2 separate regions of the Homo sapiens genome follow, and region 2 is linked to region 1. A link is an interaction called in ENCODE POLR2A ChIA-PET data of the cell type or tissue named here. Cell type or tissue: HepG2. All regions are shown on one strand. Each heading gives the region's core, and the rest is flanking DNA. Links, peaks and the distances in the headings are about the cores only.

The links. Peaks named below come from ENCODE experiments on the same cell type or tissue, not always from the same donor. Only the 100,000 strongest peaks of a DNase experiment are listed, where the experiment ranks them.
Region 2: POLR2A ChIA-PET joins it to region 1 with 8 read pairs; 2 of 35 experiments call an interaction of 5 or more read pairs at or near these places.

The regions. Positions count from the first base shown.
Region 1 is chr1:52,592,709-52,602,494 of GRCh38, forward strand. It overlaps GPX7 (glutathione peroxidase 7), which reads left to right and starts at 9,663. Exons shown (of 3, transcript NM_015696.5): 1 at 9,663-9,786. The coding sequence starts at 9,702. In HepG2, for the core only: no CTCF peak of the experiment used is centred there; a DNase peak (open chromatin) is centred at 8,243; H3K4me3 peaks cover 1,368 bases.
Region 2 is chr1:52,225,748-52,241,956 of GRCh38, forward strand. It overlaps ZFYVE9 (zinc finger FYVE-type containing 9), which reads left to right. Exons shown (of 19, transcript NM_004799.4): 3 at 7,424-7,529; 4 at 11,741-13,848. The coding sequence starts at 7,460. Among named protein-coding and RNA genes, the nearest start is that of ZFYVE9, 92 kb to the left of the region's middle. In HepG2, for the core only: no CTCF peak of the experiment used is centred there; no DNase peak of the experiment used is centred there.

The sequences.
Region 1 (9,786 bases), core at 7,287-9,786:
GACTACAGAATTGGATTGACAATACAATGCTACTATTATATTTGGCAATCCAAAGTGCTCTACCCACAGAGTGGGGAGATTTCAGCTATAACCCCTCTCTCTCTTTCGGGTTTGAACTTGGGCAAGTCCCTTCCCCTATTTGGGTCTCAGCTTCCCCATTTGTAAAATCAGAGGTGTCTTCTACTTCTAACCTTCCATGCAACCTCCCTTATTTTACATACAGGAAAATCTGGTCCAGAGAGTGGGAGTGACTTGATCAAGGTCACGCAACAGTTATCAACAGTTCAATTCAATTTAGCCCACATTTACTGAGCGCCAGGCATGGTGCAAAATACTTTAGATACTTAAATAACTAAGGCCTGCTGAGTCCCTCCCCGCTAGGGCCTCTAAACAGAGCTGTGTTAATTTTCCAAGAGCAGGTGCAGAGATAGCTTGTGGGCACCGGTCAAATGCAGTAAAGATATTAATAGGATGTAGCCTTAGATAGAATCTAAGACAGCACCTCCACCACTCTAATCAGGCCCCAGAATATTCCTGGCCTCAAGAAATGAAGTTGGGTGCACTGCTTCCTATTTGTAAAAGCTTATTTATTGCCATAGCACTTACCAATAATAACTGATCTAATATAGTAAGATAAATCATGCTTGTCTAACTGCGTGCATAATATTACACAGCAGTAACTACGGCATGAATATAATTTTATATTCTACTTGTTACAAATGTTTGTTGTCGCACAACATTAACGGCTACTGTTGATTATTTACTCTGTACTGGACATCAAGCACTTTACATATGATAGCTCATCTAATCTTCATTACAATGCCATGGGGTAGAAGGTACTATTATTATCCCCATTTCAAAGATAACAAAACACAAGCATAGTTATATTATTTGTCCTAGGTCAGTGAATTTCAAGCATTTTGAATGAAACCCATGGGAGAAGTATAGTTTACATTGCATCCTGGATTACACATGTGTGTTTCACAATACTACACTTACCCTTACTGTATAGGACATTCTCTGACTTTTTCTATTCAATTTTTTTTCCATGCTAGTCTGAGCTAGTAAGTTGATTCTGTAACTTACTAATGGGTTGCAACTCTCAGTTTGAAAAACAATGCCCTAGATGAGATACATACCACAATCATAACAAAATTACACAAAAATTAAAGTCGTAATACTCTTTAATGTGAACTTTCATGTCCTGAGCATCTGCCCTGTACAAGGTCCCATGCTGCAGGTTAGTGACAGGTTTGAATCAAACACGGTCCTGCCCTCAAAGAGCTACAAATTCCTCAAGGTAACATACAAGTAGATAGGCAATGACATCACAACAGTGATTGTCAATCCTGACTGCACCTTAAAATCAGCTGGGGTATTTTTAAAATACATAGTGCTGGGACCCTATCCCCAGACTTCCTGATTCAGTTGGTCTAGGGTGGAGCCTGGACATTAGTGTTTTTTAAAAGCTCCCCAGGTGATTCTAAGGTGCAGCCAGTATTGTGGATCATTGCAATACAGCATGATAAGTGCTACATTACATGAAAGCACAAATTGGGCTCCATGGCTGATGCCTGTAATCTAATCTCAGTTATTTAGGAGGCCGAGATAGGCCAGGAGTTCAAGACCAGCCTGGACAACATAGTGAGACCCCCACCCCCAACCTCTGAAAATATAGAAAAAAAATTAGCTGGGTGTGGTAGCCCATTCCTGTAGTTCCAGCTACTCGGGAAGCTGTAGCAGGAAGATTGCTTGAGCCCAGGAGTTGATGGCAGCAGTGAGCTATGATCACACTACTGCACTACAGCCTGGGTGACAGAGTGAAACGCCGTCTCTAAAAAATAAAAAAACAAGAAAAGGAAAGCATAGAATGGGGGCAACTACCCACCTAAATAAAAGTGTTGAGAAAAGCCTCAGAGAAAACCTGTTTTCTGAGTTGGGTTTGTGTGCTGCACACCTTCTGTCTGACTCTTTGGATCCACTGTCCACCCCCATTGTCTTCTTGGTACACTGAACCTGTACAGCTGACATTGATGGGCTCCTTTGCTCCCTGGCTTCCACTCAGGTACCGGCCAATATCCCCGAAGGAGACTGGTGAGAAAGAGGAGATGAATTAACTCCCTGGCTCCTTCCCTGTAAGTTTACCTTGGACTGGCTGTGATTCTCCTTTGAAATTAACAGCCTCAGGGAGGCTGAGGCACAAAAATCACTTGAACCCAGGAGGCGGAGTTGCAGTGAGCTGAGCTCGCGCCACTGCACTCCAGCCTGGGTGACGAAGACTCTGTCTCAAAAAAACAAACAAACAAACAAGGGAACTGCCCCTTTCAAGATGGCTTGGTGTATAGGTGTATAGGACTCTTTTTCCAGCTTCCATAATCTCTCCTCCCTCTTCCCATCCATTCAGGTCAAGAGATGTTAACAGTTCAGATAGGTTCCTGAACGATCCCTGTCTTCTCCTACACCCCACCCACACAATGGAAATTAGTCCCTGTGTAAATGAGCCTTCCTCAAATTCCCCTAATCTGAGTATCTCATCTGTTTCCTATTGAGGCCCCGATTAATAAAACCTGGAAGCCCTATAGGAACTTGCTGTAAGCACAAGGACGGGAAAACAATACAGGCAGGGGGAGCAGATGAGGAATGGCAAAGAGGCAAGGAAATGTGATTTTGTCTGTTTAATTCCCTTTATTGGTTGAAGGATAAATTGCTAAATCCCATGTTCAGGTCTCAGTCCTAATCTTCCTAGATTTATCAACAGCATTTTACCAGTTAATCCCTCTCTTCATTCTGGAACAAATCTGTCACTTAGCTTCCATGACATCGCACTCTTTTAGGTTTTTGGTCCTTCCTGTGGCTACTCTTTTTCAGTGTCTTTTTCTGGCTCCCTCATGTCTTCATCTCCAGCTGAATGCTGGAGTCCCAAGGGCTGTCCTTGGTTCTCTTTTCTCTCTATTCCAACTCACCATCATCATCCAGTACCATGGTTTTAAATATTCTGTGTGCTGTCCACTCCCAAATTTATTTATTTATTTATTTATTTTTGAGACAGAGTCTCACTCTGTCACCCAGGCTGGAGTGCAATAGCACGATCTCAGCTCACTGCAACCTCCGCCTCTCAGGCTCAAGTGATTCTTCTGCCTCAGCCTCTTGAGTAGCTGGGATTACAGGTGCCTGCCACCACGCCCTGCTAATTTTTGTATTTTTTAGTAGAGACAGTGTTTCGCCATGTTGGCCAGGCTGGTCTCAAACTCCTGACCTCAGATGATCCACCTGCCTCAGCCTCCCAAAGTGCTGGGATTACAGGTGTGAGCCACCGTGCCCGGCCCACTCCCAAATTTATATCTTGCCTTAGATCTCTTCCAATTCCTGACTCATATATCCAACCGTATCAGAGATAGGAATGGTGTCTGGAACCAGCTCCTAGAGTCAATTGTTATGTTTCCAGGACTTTTGCCAGCCTCTTGCTAACCACAGCCATTCCTAAAAATTAAATTACATTTTTAAAATTAAAGAAATTATGTTAAAAAGAAAGGTAATATTAAAAACTTATCACTTTCTAATTGTTTTACTCTATTTTATGATTTTCTGTGCTCTCAAGTTTATTGATGTCTATTCTATCTGTATTGTGGAAATACTGCATAATGGTATGCTATTCTCACATCTCTTCCTAACTCCACATTCAGTAAAATCATGTTGGAAGCTCAAAATCAACCAGGGTGGGAGTATTACACCACACATTAGCAAATGTGGCTCTCAGGGGTTGATTTATTGTTTTGTTTATTGCCTAGACTTAAGAAAGTGATGGAAAAAATGTTAATAATACAGATTAAATTGAGAGTATATTATGTCTATAGCCATTAGTCTGTGAATAACACAAAAATTAGTGTAAATATTCTTCTGGTATTGGAAACTACTCTCAGATGCCACAAAGAAAGCCTTCGTGTTATTGGCTTTATCCTTGTTCTGGCATATATCTCTACTGTTTCACTTTCATCTTACTATTAATGGAAATAAAAATATCAACCAACATTAATCTTGGAAGTATACATGTTCAGCAATTGCAACCATTAGTTGGCTATAGATATAAGAGTCTGGCCAACATCAATTAAAACGTTCTGTGGGAATAAAGTGGCCATATGGAATTTACAATAAGAAGTACTATATATTTTATTATTTGTGAATTGTGTGCTATGCATCATTTATATCAGTAAACCTTATAATAAACTTATTATACACACACACACACACACACACACACACACACGCACCTTTTTCTCCTGGAAAGCCAATTTGTAAATGTTTACTACTGCTAATAGGCAACTCAAACTTAACATGTCCAAAACTGAGCTCTTGATTTTCCATCCTGAACCAGTTCCCCCCACAAGCATCCTCATCCCAATTAATGGCAACTCCATCTTTCCAATTGCTCTGGCCAAAAACCTTAAAGTCATCTGTGACTCTTGTCTTTCTCTCATTCCCTATATTCCACCTGTCAGGAAATACTTTTGCCTCTACTTTCTTTCTTTATTTTTATTTATTTATTTATTTATTTATTTTTGAGACAGGGTCTCACTCTGTTGCCCAGGCTGGAGTGCAGTGGCATGATCTTGGCTCACTGCAACCTCCGCCACCCAGGTTCAAGCGATTCTCCTGCCTCAGCCTCTCGAGTAGCTGGGATTACAGGCATGTGCCACCATGACCAGAATCTTTTTGTATGTTTAGTAGAGATAGGGTTTCGCCATGTTGGCCAGGGTGGTCTCAAACTCCTGACCTCAGGTGATCCGCCCACCTCGGTCTCCCAAAGTGCTGGGATTACAAGCGTGAGCCACTGCGCCCTACCTTTATTTTTATTTTTAGTGACAGGGTCTCACTCTGTCTCCCAGGATGGAGTGCAGTGAAGTAATCATGCTCACTGCAGCCTCAAATTCCTAGGCTCAAGTGACTCTCCTGCCTCAGCCTCCCAAGTAGCTAGGACTGCAGGTGCACACTACCGTGCCAGGCTACTTTTTTTTTTTTTTTTTGTAGAAACAGGGTCTCACTATATTGCCTAGGCTGGTCTTGAACTCCTAGCATCAAGAGATTCTTGTTGGGATTACAGGCATGAGCCACCACACCCAGCCTCTGCTTTCAAAATATATTCAGAATCTACTTCTCACCACCTCCACTGCCCACATGTCCCCTTATGAGGATTACTGCAATAGCCTCCTGACTACTCTTCTCATTTCAGTACTGCAGTCAGAATGATTCTGGTAAAACATAAATTAGAAATGTCCATTCCCTGATTAAAACCCTTAAGTGGCCTCCCATCCCATTCAGAATCAAAGCCACACTCTTCACAATGGCTTGTAAGATGCTACAGTAGCTGTGTACCCATCCCTTACCTCTCTGATGTCATCTTCTGTTACTCTTCCCCTTGCTCACTCTGCTCCAGCCACACTAGACTCTTTGCTGTTCAGCAAACACATCGTGCCTGCTCCTGCCTCCAGGCCCTTGTACTTGCTGCTTCCTCTACCGAGACTGCTCTTCTACTTTCCTCTCTGACATTCTTTAGGTCTTTGCCCAAATACCATTTTCTCAGTGAGGCTTCCTGATCATTCAAATTAAAGTTACAATCCCTCCTTACTCTATACCATACTACTCTACCCTCTCCCCCGCTTAATGCCATGTAAAGTACTACATGTTGGCCGGTTGCGGTGGCTCACGTCTGTAATCCCAGCAGTTTGGGAGGCCGAGGCAGAAGGATCACTTGAGGCCAGGAGTTTGAGACCAGCCTAGCCAATATGATGAAACCCCGTCTCTACTAAAAATACCAAAAGAATTTAGCTGTGCGTGGTGGTGGCCGCCTGTAATCCCAGGTACTCAGAAGGCGGAGGCACAGAATCACTTGAACCCGGGAGGCAGAGGTTGCAGTGAGCTGAGATTGTGCCACTGCACTCCAGCCTGAGCGACAGAGTGAGATGCCGTCTCAAAAAAAAAAAAGTAAAGTACTGTAGGTTTTGTATGACTAGTTTTAGTTTTTATTCTTTCTCTCTCCCAACAGGCAAGGAAGAAGAAAGAAGCTCCCCCTGTACAGAGACAGAGGGAGGGGGTGATCCAAAGCCGAGAGAGGAAACCGCGAGTACAGCAGAAACCAGCCAGTTACATGAGGAGGCTGGAATAGGCGGTGTCTGATTTGCATAGGGCTCAGGGGATTGGTTTGACTAATTCATTCCTTTTTATGGCTGAGTAGTATTCCATCGTATGGAGTATGCCACAGTTTCTTTATCCACTCGTTGATTGACGGGTATTTCAGTTGGTTCCACATTTTTGCAATTACAAATTGTGTTGCTATAAACATGCATGACCAAGTATCTTTTTCACATATGAGCTGGGTTTTGAAGCATAAATAGGAAAGGAGAAAAGTGCCCAGGAAAGAAAGTTACAGCTGAGAAATATTTAACTATTAACTTTTTTCCCCCTGTTTAGTAGAAATGCCCATCTATCTGGATTTTTTTTTTTTTTTTTGAGACGGAGTTTCACTCTTGTTGCCCAGGCTGGACTGCAATGGCATGATCTTGGCTCACCGCAACCGCCGCCTCCTGGGTTCAAGTGATTCTCCTGCCTCAGCCTCCTGAGTAGCTGGAATTACAGGCATGCACCACCACGCTCGGCTAATTTTGTATAAACATGTGAGCCACCTCGCCCGGCTCATCTATCTGGATTTTAACAGGAAATAGCTTGGCCAAACTTGCAACACTCCAAGTTATATGAAGTAGAATTTGAGAACTCCTGGTTACTGGGACACTCAAGAAGGGGCTGAGTGAAAGGGACAGGTGGCAGGAAGAGAGCCCAATGGTTCCAGAAGGCAGAGAGAGAAGAGACCATTTAATAGCTGTGGGACCCATCACAGGCTTAAGGCTCCCAAAAGAGATGGGGAAGAAGGAGCAGGATGGGCAGGGGCACCTTATGTATGCCTTGGCCCTTGCCTGGAGCGCCGTTTCCTCTGCTCTCCACCTCTCCTGATAATATTGCCTTCTCCTGAAGAGTGAGGCCACCTTGGTGGTGCAGAAAAATCCCATGGTCTACACCTGAAGGCCTGGGTTCGAGTCCTAGTAACTATATGATCTTGTGGCCAGCTTCAAAACCTTTGCTTGCCACACTCTAGAGAGTGACTTGGCACTCAAGGCCCTTCTCTATCCTGATGACCCTTCCAATCTCATCTGCCCCACACCCCTTCTCACCTCAAACAGCCAAGCACTTCTCTGACTCTGTGCTGTCATAGATACTGCTCTTTCAGTCTGACGTTGTTGCCCTGACCCTCCTAGAGAATTCCCATTCCTCTTTCAAGATATAACTCCAGTATCACCTCACACCTCCAGAAGGCCTTGCCTGGCTGCTCAGGCTAGGTAGCAACTGCCTCTGGGTCTCTAGGAGGTAGCCCTGGAGCTACGTCAACTCCAACATCTAGACCACATCTGCTCTTGCCCTTTCCTATCAACTCCACAGAACAGCCAGAAGGATTTTTTTTTTGAGATAGTGTCTGTGTCACCCAGGTTGGAGTGCAGTGGTATGATCATAGCTCACTGCAACCTTGAACTCCTGGGCTCAAGCAATCCTCCTGCCTCAGCCTCCTAAATAGCTAGAACCACAGGCACATGCTACCACACGAGGCTAATTTTTAATTTTTATTTTTTTAGATGGAGTCTCGCTCTATCACCCAGGCTGGAGTACAGTGGCACAATCTCTGCTCACTGCAACCTCTGCCTCCCGGGTTCAAGTGATTCTCCTGCCTCAGCCTCCCAAGTAGCTGGGACTACAGGCGTGTGCCACCACACCTGGCTAATTTTTTGTATTTTTAGTAGAGATGGGGTTTCACTGCATTAACCAGGATGGTCTCGTTCTCCTGACCTTGCGATCTGCCTGCCTAGGCCTCCCAAAGTGCTGGGATTACAGGCGTAAGCCATCGCGCCTGGCCTAATTTTTTAATTTTTTGAAGAGACAGTTCTTGCTAGGTTGCCCAGGCTGGTCTTGAACGCCTGGCCTCAAGCAATCCTCCAGTCTTGGCTTCCCAAAGTATTGGGATTACAGGTGTGAGCCACCGGGCCCTGTCGAAAGAGATCTTTCTACAACAAAAGACTCATTGTGATACCTCCCTGCTAAAAAGAACCTTCATTTCTTGGTTTAAAGACCACAGTCCCTACTGTGGCCTACTAGGCTCTGTGTGATCTCACTCCCTCCTGCCTCTCCACCTTTCCCTCTCATCCTTTGTCCTCTCTGTTCCAACCAAATGAGGCTTCTTTGTTACTCAATGCACCATGTTCCTTTCCCCCCAGGACCTTTGCACTTGTATGTTGCTTCATCCTGACCAATTTCTCCTCATTCTTCAGAGCTCAGCTCAAATCTCCCTTTTTCTGGAAAGCCCTCCATGGCCCTCCAGGCTAGTTTAGGTGGTACTCACCACAACAGTAATTTTAGAGCTATTTATAAATTATTTAATTCCTGTGTCTCCCTGGATAGAGATAATGCCCTCCTGTTCATCCCTGCCTAAGAATCACCTAAAGCAAAACTTGGCATAGAAAAGGTGCTCAGGAAGTTTTTGTTGATGACCACAGGAGTGCTTAGCCCTTACCACATTACATAAAATCTGCAGTTTACCTGGTTTCTCTCACACCAGTCTGTGAGTTTCCAGAAAAAACTCACAGCCTGTGAGTACAGGATCCAGCTCCATGTTTGACATTTCATGGGCTCAACAGGGGTTTTCTGAGCAGGGGGAGACATTGTGATGTGCTGCCCAGATCCCCCATCACTGAGGACTTAGGACAGACACCAGCTGCTAGGAGTGCTGTTAGCACAAAGCCTTTAATGTCAGCTTCTCCACAGACAGGGCCATCTTGGCCCTTGTTGCCCCACTTGCCAGGTGGCCCCACATCCAAGGACTGATAAAGGCAGGATGACCTGGCCATCTTAGCTCATCTGATGGGCTACTCTAGCTCTAGAGTCCCTGTCGAGTCAGCTAAAACTGTCTTGGGGCCTGCATGGAGCTCACTACTTTCCCCCTGTGCCACTCCTGTTCCCTCCCATCCTTCCCACGCCTGTTGATCCCAAGGGTGCTCCCTCATAAACATCCTGCACTCCAATCTCCATCTCAGAATCTGCTTCCAGGAACCTAACCTGCAACAGGCCCACGGTCCTCTCTTCTTCTCCCAGCCATCACTTTCAGGGAACATGCATTCATTCACCTGAAGTTTGCAGGCACCATTCAACTGTTAAAGTGTTTCGCATCCGTTTTTCTATTACTTCCATCCTATACCGACTAGCTCCACTTAACATGTGGAGAAACTGAGGTCGGAGTGGGGGCGTGACCAGGCCAGCCTAAGGCCGCTGCACTAATGAGAAGCTGAGCTCTCAGATTTTTGCCTCCCTGTCCCTGCCAAGTCGCTGTTTCCTGGGACAAGAGGGAGCCTCACTGAAACGAACTCCGGTCTCAGGGGACAGAATCCTGAAACCCTGGCTCTGGGGTCCGGGGCAGGGGTGCGCTGCCTCAGGACAGACGGTGAAACTGAGGTCCAGAGCCGGACATCCACCGCCTGCGGAGGGAACGAGAACGCGGCGCGTCCTGCCTTGCGGGCCGAGCGGCGCCAGAGCCGCCTCCTCCCGCCCCCCGCGCTAGATCCCCCCGCCCCGTCTTTGCCCTCGCGACGCCGCCACCTCCGGAACAAGCCATGGTGGCGGCGACGGTGGCAGCGGCGTGGCTGCTCCTGTGGGCTGCGGCCTGCGCGCAGCAGGAGCAGGACTTCTACGACTTCA
Region 2 (16,209 bases), core at 5,693-8,192, 370 kb before region 1:
TCTGGGACAGGTCTCAGTTTATTTAGAAAGTTTATTTTGCCAAGGTTGAGGACACCCAAGAGGTCCTGATGAAGCAACTGTGTTGTCTGAGGTATACACCCAAGGTTCATCGTCTTGTGCCAGGAAAATTTAGGACACCGACACACACGAGGAGTTTAGGAGCAGAGGTTTAATAAACAGAAGAAAGGAGAAAGAAAAACAGCTCTCTCTATTGAGAGAGACGGGTCTTCCGAGGGAAAAGACTGGCAGGTGGTGGATGCGCCGGATTTTATAGTCCAGCTTGAGGAGGCGGTGTCTGATTTATGTAGAGCTCACAGATTGGTTCGATCAGGTATGAAGTTTACATAGCATGCAGGGAAGGCTGGTTGCCCCACCCTAATCTTATTATGCAAACGAACTTTCTCCTTGGCAGGTGCCATCTTATCTGCTCCTTACTGTACATGTGGCTGGCAGAGAAGGGAAGATGGAGCCTCCATCTTGAGCATGTCTAGTCCCTAGTTCCTGCTGGCATTCACCCGTGCAAGCTCCCAGCTTCCTTGTCTGTGTCTGCAGCTCGACTTCACAGACTGCTCTTTGTTAGAAAATGATTTCCAGCCTGGCCAACGTGGTGAAACCCCATCTCTACTAAAAATACAAAAATTAGCCGGGCATGGTGGCACAAGCCTGTAATCCCAGCTACTCGGGAGGCTGAGGCAGGAGAATCGCTTGAACCCAGGAGGCAGAGGTTGCAGTGAGCCGAGATCATGCCACTGCACTCCAGCCTGGGTAGCAGAGTGAGACTCTGTCTCAAAAAGAAAAAAGAAAATGATTTGGGGCTACTTTTCATTAAAAAGAAAAGCCTTACTGAGGACTCTCGTACCCTTACTATCTGCCTAAGTGATTTCTTCTTAACTCCTGTATCACTGACAACACGTGCCCAGGGTTCTCAGAGCACAACTTGGTTTTATACATTTTAGGGAGACATGAGACATCAATCAACATATGTAAGATGAACATTGGTTCTGTCCGGAAAGGCGGGACAATTCAAAGCAAAGGCAGGACTACTGGAAGCAGGGAGTGGGCTTCCAGATCATAGGTAGATAAAAGACAAATGATTGCATTCTTTTGAATTTCTGATTAGCCTCTCCAAAGGAGGCAACAGATGTGCATTTATCTCATTGAGCAGAAGGGTAACTTTGAATAGAATGGGAGGGATGTTTGCCCTAAGCAGTTCCCAGCTTGACTTTTCCCTTTAGCTTAGTGATTTTGGGGCCCCAAGATTTTCCTTTCAGAAGGGGTAGAAAATGGTGGAGGGTATATAGGTGAGAAAGGTTACAAAAACTGATTACACTACTCACTAATGGAATGTTGCATACTCTGGTTGAGTTATCTGACTTTTCCATGTAAGCTGTAAGGAAAGGCATGGTGGGACCAGCAGTGTTTAATAGGAAACTGAGCCACTTTTCTCTTCAGTTGAGGGTGGAGCAGAGGTACTTGGCAGCAATGCCTTCTTCACCAAAACTCTGAGTCTGCAGTTGGCAAGCTATTTCTCCTCCTTTAGCCTTTTCACATGGGAGTGTGAGAAGATAGTGCCCTCTTTTCTGCCTTCACTTGCCAAAATCTCATCCTTCAGGCGTTGCCTAAGGAAGTTTCCACCCATTGTAGCAAAAACTATCAGTTATCCACCAAAGTCACCAAAATCCATTTTTCCCTTCTGTAGTAGCCACAGCTGTGATGTCACAGTCCAATCAGCCTTTGCAGCTGTGTATTCACCATCACAGTTAAGATACAGCATAATTCTATCACCACAGAGATCCTTATTGCTACTCCTTTGTAGTTGCATGTACCCTCTCCCCTGACTATCCAATATTTAATGACTTTTTAAAGTTAAAAACACTGTTAAAACTCATAGGAAGAGCTGGGTTAGCATAAAGGCAAACCCTAGTATGTTCCTGGATGAGAAGACTTAATATCATTCTTTCTCCTGAGTGAGGACTAGGTTAGGAATTCTAATTTCTCATGGTTTATTTTATTGGCACTCTATTCCATCCTGCTCCATTGCTGAGTCTTGGGACCATGGAGGGGACTTTTTCTGTAGCTCCTGGCTTCATGTAGAAAGCTCAGTTTAGCCCCTCTGGTGCATAAATTTCTATGTTTGCAGCCAGTAATTCTTATTCTTCCTGCTACCTTTCAAAACCCAGGCTTAAAGGTTGCTGTCTAGTTTTGATACTCCTATGGACTGCCACTCTTCAGTTCCTGCTTTCCTTCTAGGTTTATGGCATCTGTGTATTTCCCTTTCTTGCTTTTGAATTTGACTGTTTAAACTCTTTTAAAATATTTTATTTAGAATTTTTTTATTTATTTATTTTTGAGACAGGGTCTCACTCTGTTGCTGAGGCTAGAGTGCAGTGCCACCATCATGGCCCACTGCAACCTCCGTCTCCTGAGCTGAAGCAATCTTCCTGCCTCAGCCTCATGAGTAGCTGGGATTACAGGCATGTGTCACCACACCCAGCGAATTTTTAAAATTTTCTGTAGATACGGAGTCTCACTATGTTGTCCAGGCTGATCTCAAACTCTTGGCCTCAAGCGATCTCACACCTTGGCCTCCCAAAGTGCTAAACTCTTTAAAATAATTAGTTTTGTCTAGAATTTTTTTATTTAGAGTAGGAAGGAATGTTTACCACCCATCAGCTCAGTGTGCCCTTTTTTCTTTTAAGAAATCTTAAGCCTGCAGAAAAATGGAAAGACTAGAACAATTAAGACCCATATATCCTTCAGCTAGAGTTATCAGTTTTTACCATTTTGTCCCTTTTGCACACCTTTCTTCCCTTCCCACACATATACTCTCACATCATTTAAAAGTTAGTTGCAGACAACACAACACTTCTTCCCTAAACACTTCAGCAGGCATCTCCTAAGAGAACAAGTAAGGGCATTCCCCTACAAAATCAGAATGCCATTATCACATCTAAGAAAATGATAATTAATTCAATGTGTCACCCAATGTATCGTCCATATCCAAATTTCTTCTGAGATTGTTCTCAAAATGTTAATTTATGCTGTGTGTGTGTATATGTGTGTTTTCTTGATCCAGAATCAAGTCAGTGCCTGACACTTGGTTATTTAATATTTTGTCTGTTCTAGTTGAGAATAATCTTTTTTCCTTTTTTTTTTTTTAAAGACGAGGTCTTGCTCTGTCACCTAGGCTAGAATGCAGTGGTGCAGTCATAGCTCACTGTAACCTCGAACTCCTGGGCTTAAGCGATTCTCCTACCTCAACCTCTTGAGTAGCTGCACCACCACACCTGGCTAATTTTTATTTTTATTTTTGTTGATGTTGCCCAGGCTGCTCTTGAACTTCTGGGCTCAAGCGATCCAATCCTCCACCTCAGCCTACCAAAGTACTGGGATTACAGATGTGAGCCACTGCGCCTAGCCACATATAATATTTTGGAAAGTTCAGATCAGATACAGAATGTCTCACATTCTAGATTTGTCTTATTGTCTCCTCATGATTAAATCGGCTAAATGTTTTGGCAAGAATACTGTATAGGTGATGTTTTATATTTTTCATTGCATCATATTGGAAAGTGCATAATGTCAGCTTGTTAAACTGTTGTGGTGGTACTGAGTTAAATCATTTGGCTAAGGTGATGATTTCTATATCTCTTCATTGTAAACATACATTTCCTTCTTTGAAATTAGTGATTTACCTGTGGAATGATAATGTGAGGTACTGTGAATAGTTTCTTCCCCAATAATAATTTACTTAATAGTTTAGCATCCATTTTTGATGCTTGTTTGAATCAGTTATCGTAACTGGAATTCAGTACAACTTATTGACCAGCTGCTTATACACTGTTCATTTATTCATTCTGCAGTTATTAATTGAAATAGATACCACATTAGCACATCAGGCTCTATGTGAATCACCAGGAATACATGGTGAACACAGTCTGGTGGGTGCCCTTGTGGTGCCTACAGTCTGGTGGGAGAGATTGACAAATAATCACACTGATGTGTATTTATAGATGGTGATAAATATTTTAAGGACCAAGAATGGGGTGCCATGAGGGATTGTTGTTGTAGAAAAAGCGGGTTCTTGTCAAACAACCAGGAAAGATTAGGCTCACAGACACTTTTTTTTTTTTTTTTGGAGACGGAGTCTCGCTCTGTCGCCCAGGCTGGAGTGCAGTGGTGTGATCTCGGCTCACTGCAAGCTCCGCCTCCCAGGTTCACGCCATTCTCCTGCCTCAGCTTCCTGAGTAGCTGGGACTACAGGCGCTTGCCACCACGTCCAGCTAATTTTTTTGTATTTTTAGTAGAGACGGGGTTTCACCGTGTTAGCCAGGATGGTCTCCATCTCCTGACCTCGTGATCTGCCTGCCTTGGCCTCCCAAAGTGCTGGGATTACAGGCGTGAGCCTCCGCGCCCTGCCTAGGCTCACAGACACTTTGAAGGGTGAGGGGGAAGGCAAAAAGGAAAAAACTCAGCAAAGCGAGAGGGGTTCCTGTTAACAGGCTCCCATCTCACAGATTGAATCCCATGTTACCACACAGGAACAGGAGAGGCAAACGGAGTGAACTTCCCAAGGCCCCACCCCGTCCTCCCAGTGTGCAGTGCGCAGGTGGGCATCCAGAAAGAATCAGTCAAACAGGGAGGTGAACAACACACACCAGGGCCTGTTGCGGGGGTGGGGATCGTACTTAGAGGATGAGTCAGTAGGTGCAGCAGACCACCACAGCACACATATACCTATGTAATCTGCATGTTCTGCACATGTATCCTGGAACTTAAAAAAAAAAAAAAAAAGAATCAGTTGGAAAAGGGCAGGCTTCATCCAGGATGGGCAATTTGGTTTTTCAGCCCTCATGCTGTTTTAAACTTGAAGGTGGGGTTTTGCTGGGGTACCCTTGGCTGCCTCCTGTCTCTATCTGTCCCCTTATAAGGGGAGCCATCACCTTTTCTGGGGGTTCACATAACACTTGCCTTTGAAAGTGATATTTGAGCAAAGAGATCAAATGAAGAATGATGAACTTAAATAACCTCTTGAACTTCTGTACTAGTTATTCTGTAGCACTTATCTGTTAATTTTATCTGACAGGTTAATCACTTGCTGTCTCCTGTGCTGTTATTAAAATCATTTATTATTTAAATTTTCTTACTTAGCCTTGTTTACTGTTGACTAAATTATAAGCTTTATAATGTTAGGGATGATATCTGAGACTTGATTACAGTATAGATGCATATAGTAGATGCAGTAGGTAAATATGTTAATCTGATTATTTGTTTACTAATATTTTTATAATGACCATAAAATGCTGTTAAATATTGTAGGTGTATATTGAATGTGTCAGATTGTGTGTTGTGAGAAATTTCATTTGCTCTTAGCATTAGTAGACATTAAATGTGCAACCTATCTGAAATGGCATGCATATAAAAATGATTTTGACCTATAAATAATTAGACAACAAAGATAGATATTTAAAAAAATTCATAGATTATGGGCTGGGTGTGGTGGCTCATGCGTGTAATCCCAGCACTTTGGAAGGCTGAGGTGGGCAGATCACTTGAGGTCAGGAGTTTGAGACCAGCCTGGCCAACATGGTGAAACCCTGTCTCTACTAAAAATACAAAAATTAGCCAGGCATGGTGGCACACACCTGTAGCCCCAGCTACTCTGGAGGGTGAGGCAGGAGAATCGCTTGAATCCAGGAGGGGGAGGTTGCAGTGAGCTGAGATTGAGCCACTGCACTCCAGCCTGGGTGACAGAGTGAGACTCCATCTCCAAAAAAAATAATTCACAGATTATGTAGCTTATTTGCCTACCTAAACTTAAGTAACCTAATAGGAGCCAATCTATAAATGTTAACCAAGTTAATAATCATGGGAAAATACTCTTTCTTTTTTTGAGATGGAGCTTCACACTTGTTGCCCAGGCTGGAGTGCAGTGGTGCAATCTCGGCTCACTGCAACCTCCACCTCCCGGGTTCAAGTGATTCTCCCTCCTCAGCCTCCTGAGTAGCTGGGACTACAGGCACACGCTACCACTCCTGCCTAATTTTTTGTGTATTTTTACTAGAGACGAGGTTTCACCACGTTGGCCAGGCTGGTCTCAAACTCCTGACCTCAGGTGATCTACCCACGTTGGCCTTGCAAAGTGCTGGAATTACAGGCATGAGCCACGACGCCTGGCCGGGAAATACTTGAATAAGTCAGTTAAATTCCCTGAGCTTGTTTTCTTATTTGTAAAATGAGGGAAATATCATTGACACTTATATACCTCAGAGAAGAAGAAACACTACCTTAGTAAGTCAAAGAAATTTCATCACTTATTATATTTGACTTAAAGTTTACAAAGACAGCCTATTACATTTCTGATTTTCTCTGTTTTTCATGTTTTCCTTACTCAGACTTTTTGGGGAATTTGTAATTTGACCTCCCCTGCCTGTATTATATCAATAAGAAGCCAAGCAGAATTTTCAGTTTGGAAAGAAAAATTTGAAACACTAAGGAAATAGGTGTGGAGATCATGGTAATGGATGGAAAAAAGGAGATAATAGGTAGCATTTACTTAACACCTATTATGTGCCCTTAGCATCTGTTAAGTCATTGACATACCTAGTGTATATGCCCAAGGATGCTTTTGGATCGATTAACATTAAAGAAATGGTTTAGAAATGGTACTCGAAGAGGGTTACAAGAATAACCAGGTCAGGGCCAAGTGCATGGCTCATGCCTGTAATCCCAGCACTTTGGGAGACTGAGGTGGGCGGATCACTTGAGGTCAGGAGTTTGAGACCAGCCTGGCCAACATGGTGAAACCCTGTCTCTACTAAAAATACAAAATTAGCTGGACATGGTGGTGCTTGCCTGTAATCCCAGCTACTTGGGAGGCTAAAGCAGGAGAATCGCTTGAACTCGGGAGGCAGAGGTTGCAGTGAGCCAAGATGGAGCCATTGCACTCCAGCCTAGGCAACAAGAGTGAGACTCTGTCTCAAAAAAAAAAAAAAAAAAAAAAAAAAGGAATAACCAGGTCAGAGTCATCATTAGCATTTTGGAACTAGTATCCGTTACTCCTGTACTTAAACTTCCCTGTCATTTCCCATTTGAAAAAAATTCTGTAAGCTTCGTTCTTTAATAGAAACACAATTTTATACCAAACAATGATTCCTTTCCCAGCATCTGAAATGTGTCTGTTGAAGCATGAAATGATCACCAAGTCAGCCTTTTATATTTAGTTATATTTTGTTGATTGTCAGCTTACAGGTTTTTAGAATTTATTAGCTTAAAGATCTTATAATATATCCAGTGGGATGCCAGGTTTTGTAGTTTACCATTATCTGGAAAGATTTATAAGAGATTTTATCCTTGTGTATATACTTAAGATTTATAAATTATATTTTAATAATTCAAAATGTAATACGCATTTACTTTTTAGGTTTAAACAAGTCTCTTAAGTGGTGTTTCCTCACCGATGGAGAATTACTTCCAAGCAGAAGCTTACAACCTGGACAAGGTGTTAGATGAATTTGAACAAAACGAAGGTGAGAATTTATATTGGTGAATCTGTTTGCCTATGTGGTATAGAGAATGTGGGGATATAAGAGGATGTAGTATTTAAAAAAATAAAATCAGGTCTGATGACTTAATGATAGTAATATTATTTAATAATATACAGGGGAAGAAATAACATTTTTTAGCACTAAATGCCAGATACTTAAAATCCCACAGATCTTATTGCCATTTTATAGATGAGAATAGAGGCACAGAGAGGTTAAGCACTTTTCTCAGAGTTATCTTGTGAACAAGTGGCAGGATTAGAATCCAGGCAGTGTGACACTAGAGCCTGAGCTTTACTGAACTACCCTATACAATGAATGTATGGTCAAGAAATGTGCTTGCATTTCCTAAACTAAGAAAAATAGCTCGTTCTATATTGATTGCCCAATAAAGTAAAGATACATTTAAAACTATTTACATCACAACTGCCTAAGTGGTTAATTATATATTCTCAAGCATCAGTAGAAATGTCCACTTAAGATTCACTTCTTTTGTTTGTTTGTTGGTTGGTTGGTTTTTTGAGAAAGTCTTGCTCTGTCTCCCAAGCTGGAGTGCAGTGCTCACTGGAACCTCTGCCTCCCTGGCTGAAGTGATTCCCATGCCTCAGCTTCCAGAGTAGCTGGGATTCCATACACCCGCCACCATGCCTGGCTAATTTTTGTATTTTTAGTACAGAAGGGGTTTCGCCTTGTTGGCCAGGCTGGTCTTAAACTCCTGGTGTCAAGCAGTCCTCCCTCCTCAGCCGCCCAAAGTGCTGGGATTATAGGCATGAGCCACCACGCCTGGCCAAGATTCACTTCTATTTAGGGAAGACTTTTCTCTAAATTTCCATCTTGGTTTAACTTGAGTGGGTAAGCCATAATTAAATTTCTTCCTCCTCACCGTTCTTCCCCTGTGTTCTCTATTTCTAACAGGAAATGGCATTAACAAGTTTACAAAGTGGTATATTTCCATCCAAAGTCCATGATTCCAGTCCAGGCAACATGATGAAACCCCGTCTCTACAGAAAATACAAAAAAAATTAGCCAGGCCTGGTGGCACACCTGTGGTCCCAGCTATTTGGGAGGCAAAGGAGGGAGAATCACTTGAGCCCTAGAGATAGAGGCTGCAGTGAGCTGTGATCATGCCACTGTATTCCAGCCCAGATGACAGAGTGAGACCCTGTCTTAAAAAATAATAAAGCCCATGATTTCCATATTGGTTTACAAACCTTTGCTATATTCAGTGAATCGGGCTATTCTTTGATAGCAGTTGGGAAGACAGATTAGTTTTGACTTTGTTACTTTAGATATTTAATGCTCTCCAGCCTTAAATTGAATATGGAATCATGACAGGAAGGAAGAGAGAGAGGAAGGCTACCAGAGTGGCCTGCTTTTCTCATATTTTACCATTGATGACCTAACACTAACCTATATTCCTAGGCTCATTCCTGGTTCATGTAAATGTGAAATCTAATCATTGGGGTTTTACATCATCCAGGTGGGCTTTGTACATACCAGGCTGGAAGGTATATTATTTTCTGAGTTTCAACTGTTTGTATAAGTATTTTCTTAATCTTTTATTTGATTTAGCCCTCTGTGTATCACAGTTCTTTGAGTCATAAGGTACTTAGACATGTATTACACCTAATCATGTGAATACTATGCTTCTAGAATACCACTGACTCTAATAAAACTCTTAGTTCATTACATTTGTCTCTTTGTGACTTCTGTAGATTCTATTAGGGTGCTTTGTGTATAGTTGTTTTCAATACATTTTTGTTGAATCAGTAAAAATATTTTAGTTAAAAAATAGAGCAATTGCTTACAGAATAATAACTCCTTTAGAAGGAGAAGGATTTCTGAAACCAGCTTCTTGGTTGTAACTTTGTGGTTCATTTGTTTGAACTATTTTTTTGAATCTCACTACCAGTTGCATTAAAAACTATCACTTCAAGCCTCGTGTTATCTTAGAGAATATACTTAAAATGATTTCTCATTTTGTGTTAATTTATTTTCTCATTTAAATGAAAAAATATACCACAGACTGTGATGACACTGGGCAATCAACATTATGCCCAGGTAGGAGGCAGTTGAATAATGAAAATTTTAATACCCGATCATTTCTGTTTGAACATTGCTAAATATTCTTGTAAGAAGCTGTAACTATTTTTTTGTTTCCAGGAACCATATTGGAAATATGACTTATTTGCTTTTTTTTCTTTTAAGGAATCCTGTGTTACTAAATTTCAAATCTCTACTGGTTCAAATTTGGTAAATTCAGGATTTGACATTTCAGAGGATACTAAGCCCATTCTTCACACAATCTGAGTTTTGTGCCCTTTTTAACAACTTTTCACTACTTCTTTACACTAATTCTTTTCTCAACCCAAACTGATTTACTTATTGCTTCCTTAAATTCTTATATTTGGGGATATGCTTTTCTTTATTCCTCTATTTATTAATGCTTTCTTTTCCAAACTTACATAAAACTGTCTTTGAAGCATAGCCCAGTTCTTCTTGCCTTCATGAATTCAAGCTCGCTTACCTCATCCTGGAAAATATCTGTCTCCTCTGAATTTATTTTTCTACTCCTACATAATAGTTTTCAGACACTGAGTCCTCACTTGATGTCTTTGATAAGTTCTTGGAAACTGTGACTTTAAGCAAATTGATACACTGTATGCCGGAGAACCTTAACTGTTGTTTATATCAATTAGCTTATAGTAAAATTGGCTTCTTTATACAGTGAGTTGTTTTGCTTATAATTGCAGTTTCCAAGAACCTATCAACAATGTTAAGTGAGGACTTACTGTACCTATGCTACTCCATACTGCTAATTAGATGTTTGTACGTGTCTCTTATTCTCCCAATGAGATTATATACTTCTTAGAGGCAAGAGCTATCATTTAATCTTCATGTTCCTCAATCCTGCTGCTTTTACTATGGTAGATATTCACTTATATATTTACTGTGTATGTTCTACCTATCAGGCACTATGCAAAGTGAGGACTTATATTGATAGAAATGATTTCTGCCTTCAGAAATCATTCAGTGGTTGAAAGAGAAGGGTAGATAAACTATTGCATTTCAGTGTAGTAAATGCCTTAATAAAGTTTTGATTAAGGTGCTGTGGACACATTGAAGATTAATGTTACAGATGAGGATTGAGCTTACAAATATATCTGCATAATTTCAGGACCATGATTATCAGAGATACTGGAGGAAGAAAGCAAGAAAGGCACTGAGTGCATTGTTCCTTATTTCTCTAATTTACTTAGACATATGCAGTAGCCCTATAACTTGAGAGAATAACTTAGCCATTGTAGTTATGATCTGTTAAAAAGTAAACAGAAACATTATATGAAATTATGCTTATTGGTAGACTATAAGAATGTTGATTTAATATGATAAATGAACACTTTTTGCCCAGTGTCCTCAGATAATAATATAAATATGAACCTGATTAATAATGTATTGTGACATGGTTACAAGCAGAATTTCACGTACTGTGGCAAACTTTTTTTAACATGTGTTGGGCAAATTTAAAATATTTTTAAGTAAGAAGTATAATAAACCCCAGTGTACCCATCATCCAGCTTTCACAGCATTTCATATGCTGCCATTTTGTTTCATTTATACCTTTATCACCTTCTCACTCCCTGCTTCATTCTTATTTTTTTTAACAGCTTTTTAAAAGGTAAACTTTATATACATTAGAATGCATAGATCTTAACTGTCCAGTTTTGGCAAATGGGTATCTCTCTCAAACCCACATCCTAATTATGATACAGAGTGTAGAGCATTCAGTCTCTACAGAAAACTTCATTTTCCTTCCTGCTTAATTAGTTATCCTAGCCACTGTTCTAAATTTTTTCCATCTAATCCATTAGATTAGCACCTGTCCTGGCTTTGCTCAATCCAAGGGTGCTTTCCCCTCTTCTGGGTCCCATTCACCTGTGGGTCAGTTTAATTATGTTACTAGATTGAGGTAGAATTCTTTTGTTGTTTGGAATAGTCTGAGATATTACCATTTGGTGACATATAATTGCAGAGAATTGTCTGAAATATATTTTCTTATTTTTTAGCCCCGAATTAGAAATCTAATATCCTTGGAATATTTAATTTTCAAACGATAGTTAGAAATGTTATTAACTTAGTCATAAGCTTTTCCAGTGTTACAAGCAAACTTATTGTAATTACTTATTTTTTTCCAGATGAAACAGTTTCTTCTACTTTATTGGATACAAAGTGGAATAAGATTCTAGATCCCCCTTCTCACCGGCTGTCATTTAACCCTACTTTGGCCAGTGTGAATGAATCTGCAGTTTCTAATGAGTCACAACCACAACTGAAAGTCTTCTCCCTGGCTCATTCAGCTCCCCTGACCACAGAGGAAGAGGATCACTGTGCTAATGGACAGGACTGTAATCTAAATCCAGAGATTGCCACAATGTGGATTGATGAAAATGCTGTTGCAGAAGACCAGTTAATTAAGAGAAACTATAGTTGGGATGATCAATGCAGTGCTGTTGAAGTGGGAGAGAAGAAATGTGGAAACCTGGCTTGTCTGCCAGATGAGAAGAATGTTCTTGTTGTAGCCGTCATGCATAACTGTGATAAAAGGACATTACAAAACGATTTACAGGATTGTAATAATTATAATAGTCAATCCCTTATGGATGCTTTTAGCTGTTCACTGGATAATGAAAACAGACAAACTGATCAATTTAGTTTTAGTATAAATGAGTCCACTGAAAAAGATATGAATTCAGAGAAACAAATGGATCCATTGAATAGACCGAAAACAGAGGGGAGATCTGTTAACCATCTGTGTCCTACTTCATCTGATAGTCTAGCCAGTGTCTGTTCCCCTTCACAATTAAAGGATGACGGAAGTATAGGTAGAGACCCCTCCATGTCTGCGATTACAAGTTTAACGGTTGATTCAGTAATCTCATCCCAGGGAACAGATGGATGTCCTGCTGTTAAAAAGCAAGAGAACTATATACCAGATGAGGACCTCACTGGCAAAATCAGCTCTCCTAGGACAGATCTAGGGAGTCCAAATTCCTTTTCCCACATGAGTGAGGGGATTTTGATGAAAAAAGAGCCAGCAGAGGAGAGCACCACTGAAGAATCCCTCCGGTCTGGTTTACCTTTGCTTCTCAAACCAGACATGCCTAATGGGTCTGGAAGGAATAATGACTGTGAACGGTGTTCAGATTGCCTTGTGCCTAATGAAGTTAGGGCTGATGAAAATGAAGGTTATGAACATGAAGAAACTCTTGGCACTACAGAATTCCTTAATATGACAGAGCATTTCTCTGAATCTCAGGACATGACTAATTGGAAGTTGACTAAACTAAATGAGATGAATGATAGCCAAGTAAACGAAGAAAAGGAAAAGTTTCTACAGATTAGTCAGCCTGAGGACACTAATGGTGATAGTGGAGGACAGTGTGTTGGATTGGCAGATGCAGGTCTAGATTTAAAAGGAACTTGCATTAGTGAAAGTGAAGAATGTGATTTCTCCACTGTTATAGACACACCAGCAGCAAATTATCTATCTAATGGTTGTGATTCCTATGGAATGCAAGACCCAGGTGTTTCTTTTGTTCCAAAGACTTTACCCTCCAAAGAAGATTCAGTAACAGAAGAAAAAGAAATAGAGGAAAGCAAGTCAGAATGCTACTCAAATATTTATGAACAGAGAGGAAATGAGGCCACAGAAGGGAGTGGACTACTTTTAAACAGCACTGGTGACCTAATGAAGAAAAATTATTTACATAATTTCTGTAGTCAAGTTCCATCAGTGCTTGGGCAATCTTCCCCCAAGGTAGTAGCAAGCCTGCCATCTATCAGTGTTCCTTTTGGTGGTGCAAGACCCAAGCAACCTTCTAATCTTAAACTTCAAATTCCAAAGCCATTATCAGACCATTTACAAAATGACTTTCCTGCAAACAGTGGAAATAATACTAAAAATAAAAATGATATTCTTGGGAAAGCAAAATTAGGGGAAAACTCAGCAACCAATGTATGCAGTCCATCTTTGGGAAACATCTCTAATGTCGATACAAATGGGGAACATTTAGAAAGTTATGAGGCTGAGATCTCCACTAGACCATGCCTTGCATTAGCTCCAGATAGCCCAGATAATGATCTCAGAGCTGGTCAGTTTGGAATTTCTGCCAGAAAGCCATTCACCACTCTGGGTGAGGTGGCTCCAGTATGGGTACCGGATTCTCAGGCTCCAAATTGCATGAAATGTGAAGCCAGGTTTACATTCACCAAAAGGAGGCATCACTGCAGAGCATGTGGGAAGGTAAGTTGCATGTATACACTCAGAAATCGGGCATGCACATTTTGTAATGCTGAATTAAATAGTAATAAAGGCAATGTAAGGTGAATATATGTCTGGTTGAGTTGACCTAAATAGCATTTTTGAAAACCCAGTTCTAGTAAATTTCTATATAAAAAATGATGTCACTGATTCTTAGATAGTATTTGTAATTTTTTTTGTTGCCACGATTTATGCTGAATCAGTTTTTATGAAGAGATGAGAATTGAGGAAGTGTAAACTTTGTGGTTTCTGTATTGATAGCTACTTGGTTAATGTAATAGTTTGAAATAAGGAAGTTATTCTTTCAGTTTAGGAAATATTTGTCATTAACTTATTGCATTATTTATTGAAAAATGCATTTAAATACAAAAAATAAAAATAAAAATTACATTTAATTGTTGAAAAATATTACACATAGAATCCATCCTACTTTTTTCTGTGAGATTTTTGCCATTATACAAAACATTCTGGAACTCTTTATACACATGCACACATATTTTTGTCTTTTCTCCCATATAACTTTGATACAAAGTAGAGTTGAAGTCTGTAGATTTTTATGACAAGGTTGTAAGAATGATATTCCTTAGCTCTCCCCAAATTTTGTTAGCTAAAAACACATCTTTTTTGTTTGTTTGTTTAGAGTTGTAAATAAGGAAGGAAGGAGATTTTATATTTTTGAGATATGGTGTCAGGTCTAGAATAAAATTTCAGCTTTGTTACTATTAATTATATAACTTTACTAAGCCTTAGTTTTATAATCTGTAAAAACAAACCAAAAAAGATTAATAACTTTTATTGGGCTGTTGTCAAGATTAAATGAGATCTCAGAAGTCATAGTGCTCAATGATTAATCTCTACCTCCCTTCTTGCCTGATTTTTTGGTCCATCTGTATTAATTAGGGTGCTTTCAACTTCAAGGAACAGAGTGTTTGACCCCCCAGTGACTTAGGTGAAAATAACATTTATTTCATGTAAACAGAAGCTATGAGACTCAGTGATTTATGTCTGGGTGCAGAGACAGGATCGTGGAAGTTCTCTCGGTCTTCCCCTCATGTCAGAAGATAGTATCTCAGTTCTAATTATCGGGTCTCAACCTGACAACTTCCTAAGCACAAAGAAACTGGCTGGGGGGCAAAAGAGCCTACTCTACTCTTGGCACCCTCTTATCAGGGAGGAAGGGACCTCCAGCAACTTCCTTTAATTTATTGGCCAATTTTAGACCATAACCAATTACAGGCAAAGGGGACTGGGATTATCTAATCAATCATGATTTATCTCCTGGGGCTGAGCACAGTGTTGCCTGAAAAAAAGTGGGATTCTGTTAACAAAGGAGAAGGGGAAGTAGTGATATGTAGGATGAGTAAGTCTAGACGTCTAATGTACTACATGAGGACTATGCATAATAAAATCATACTATATTTGGGATTCTTGCAAAATGAGTAGATTTTGGTTCCTCTTGCCACAAAAATGGGTAACTGTGTGAGACAATAGATAGGTTAATTTGCTTCACTATAGTAACCTTTTTACTGTCTGGATGTATCTCATAACATCATGTTGTATACCTTAAATGTATACAATAAAATTTATTTTAAAAAAAGGAGAGGAGGAAAATGGTTCCTAGGTGAGCAGTCACTAAGGTTTACTAGAAGATCCTAGCACAAAAGAACCAAATTACAGGGAGCAGAAAGAAGCTAAAGCTGACACTGGGCTTGTTGGTCTCTGATTGCTAAAGTTTGAAGAAAATAATATGTCTAATTCCTAAATATTTTCCAGTCTTCTTCTTGTTAGCTGAAGTACTATTTGTAGATTAGGTTCATCATTTTTATGTTGTTCTGTATTTTGCTTACTGTAACACTTTCTGAAGTGTTTGCTTTCTTAAGTAAATAATGAAAACATTTTTGGTATAGGCCAGCACATCCAGCTATAATGAGTAAATAGGTACCTTAGATGGATTCAGAAAGAAAATGATGCACAAAATGCATCATAAATTGCAAAATGGTTGGAATTTTTGCTGAGTAGAATTTGTGGAATTTATGAATTCATGGATTCATGTGGCTTATGGATTCATAATTTCATCTTTTTCCCTCGTTTACCTTAGAGATGTTATAAGTATTAATGAGATAATATCTGTAAAAATCCTTGAGCTTCTCAGAAGAAAAGGGCTTATAAACATAGATACTAATTGGATTATGCTGAGAATGCAGCTAGAAAAATACCCCAAATAATGTTATATATTGAAAAAAAGAAAGTTTGTTCCATTTCAGTAGAAATTAAGCATACGTAGTAATTACTTAATATTTATAGCTATATTCCCTTTACTGCAACAAGCATATATTGTGTCTA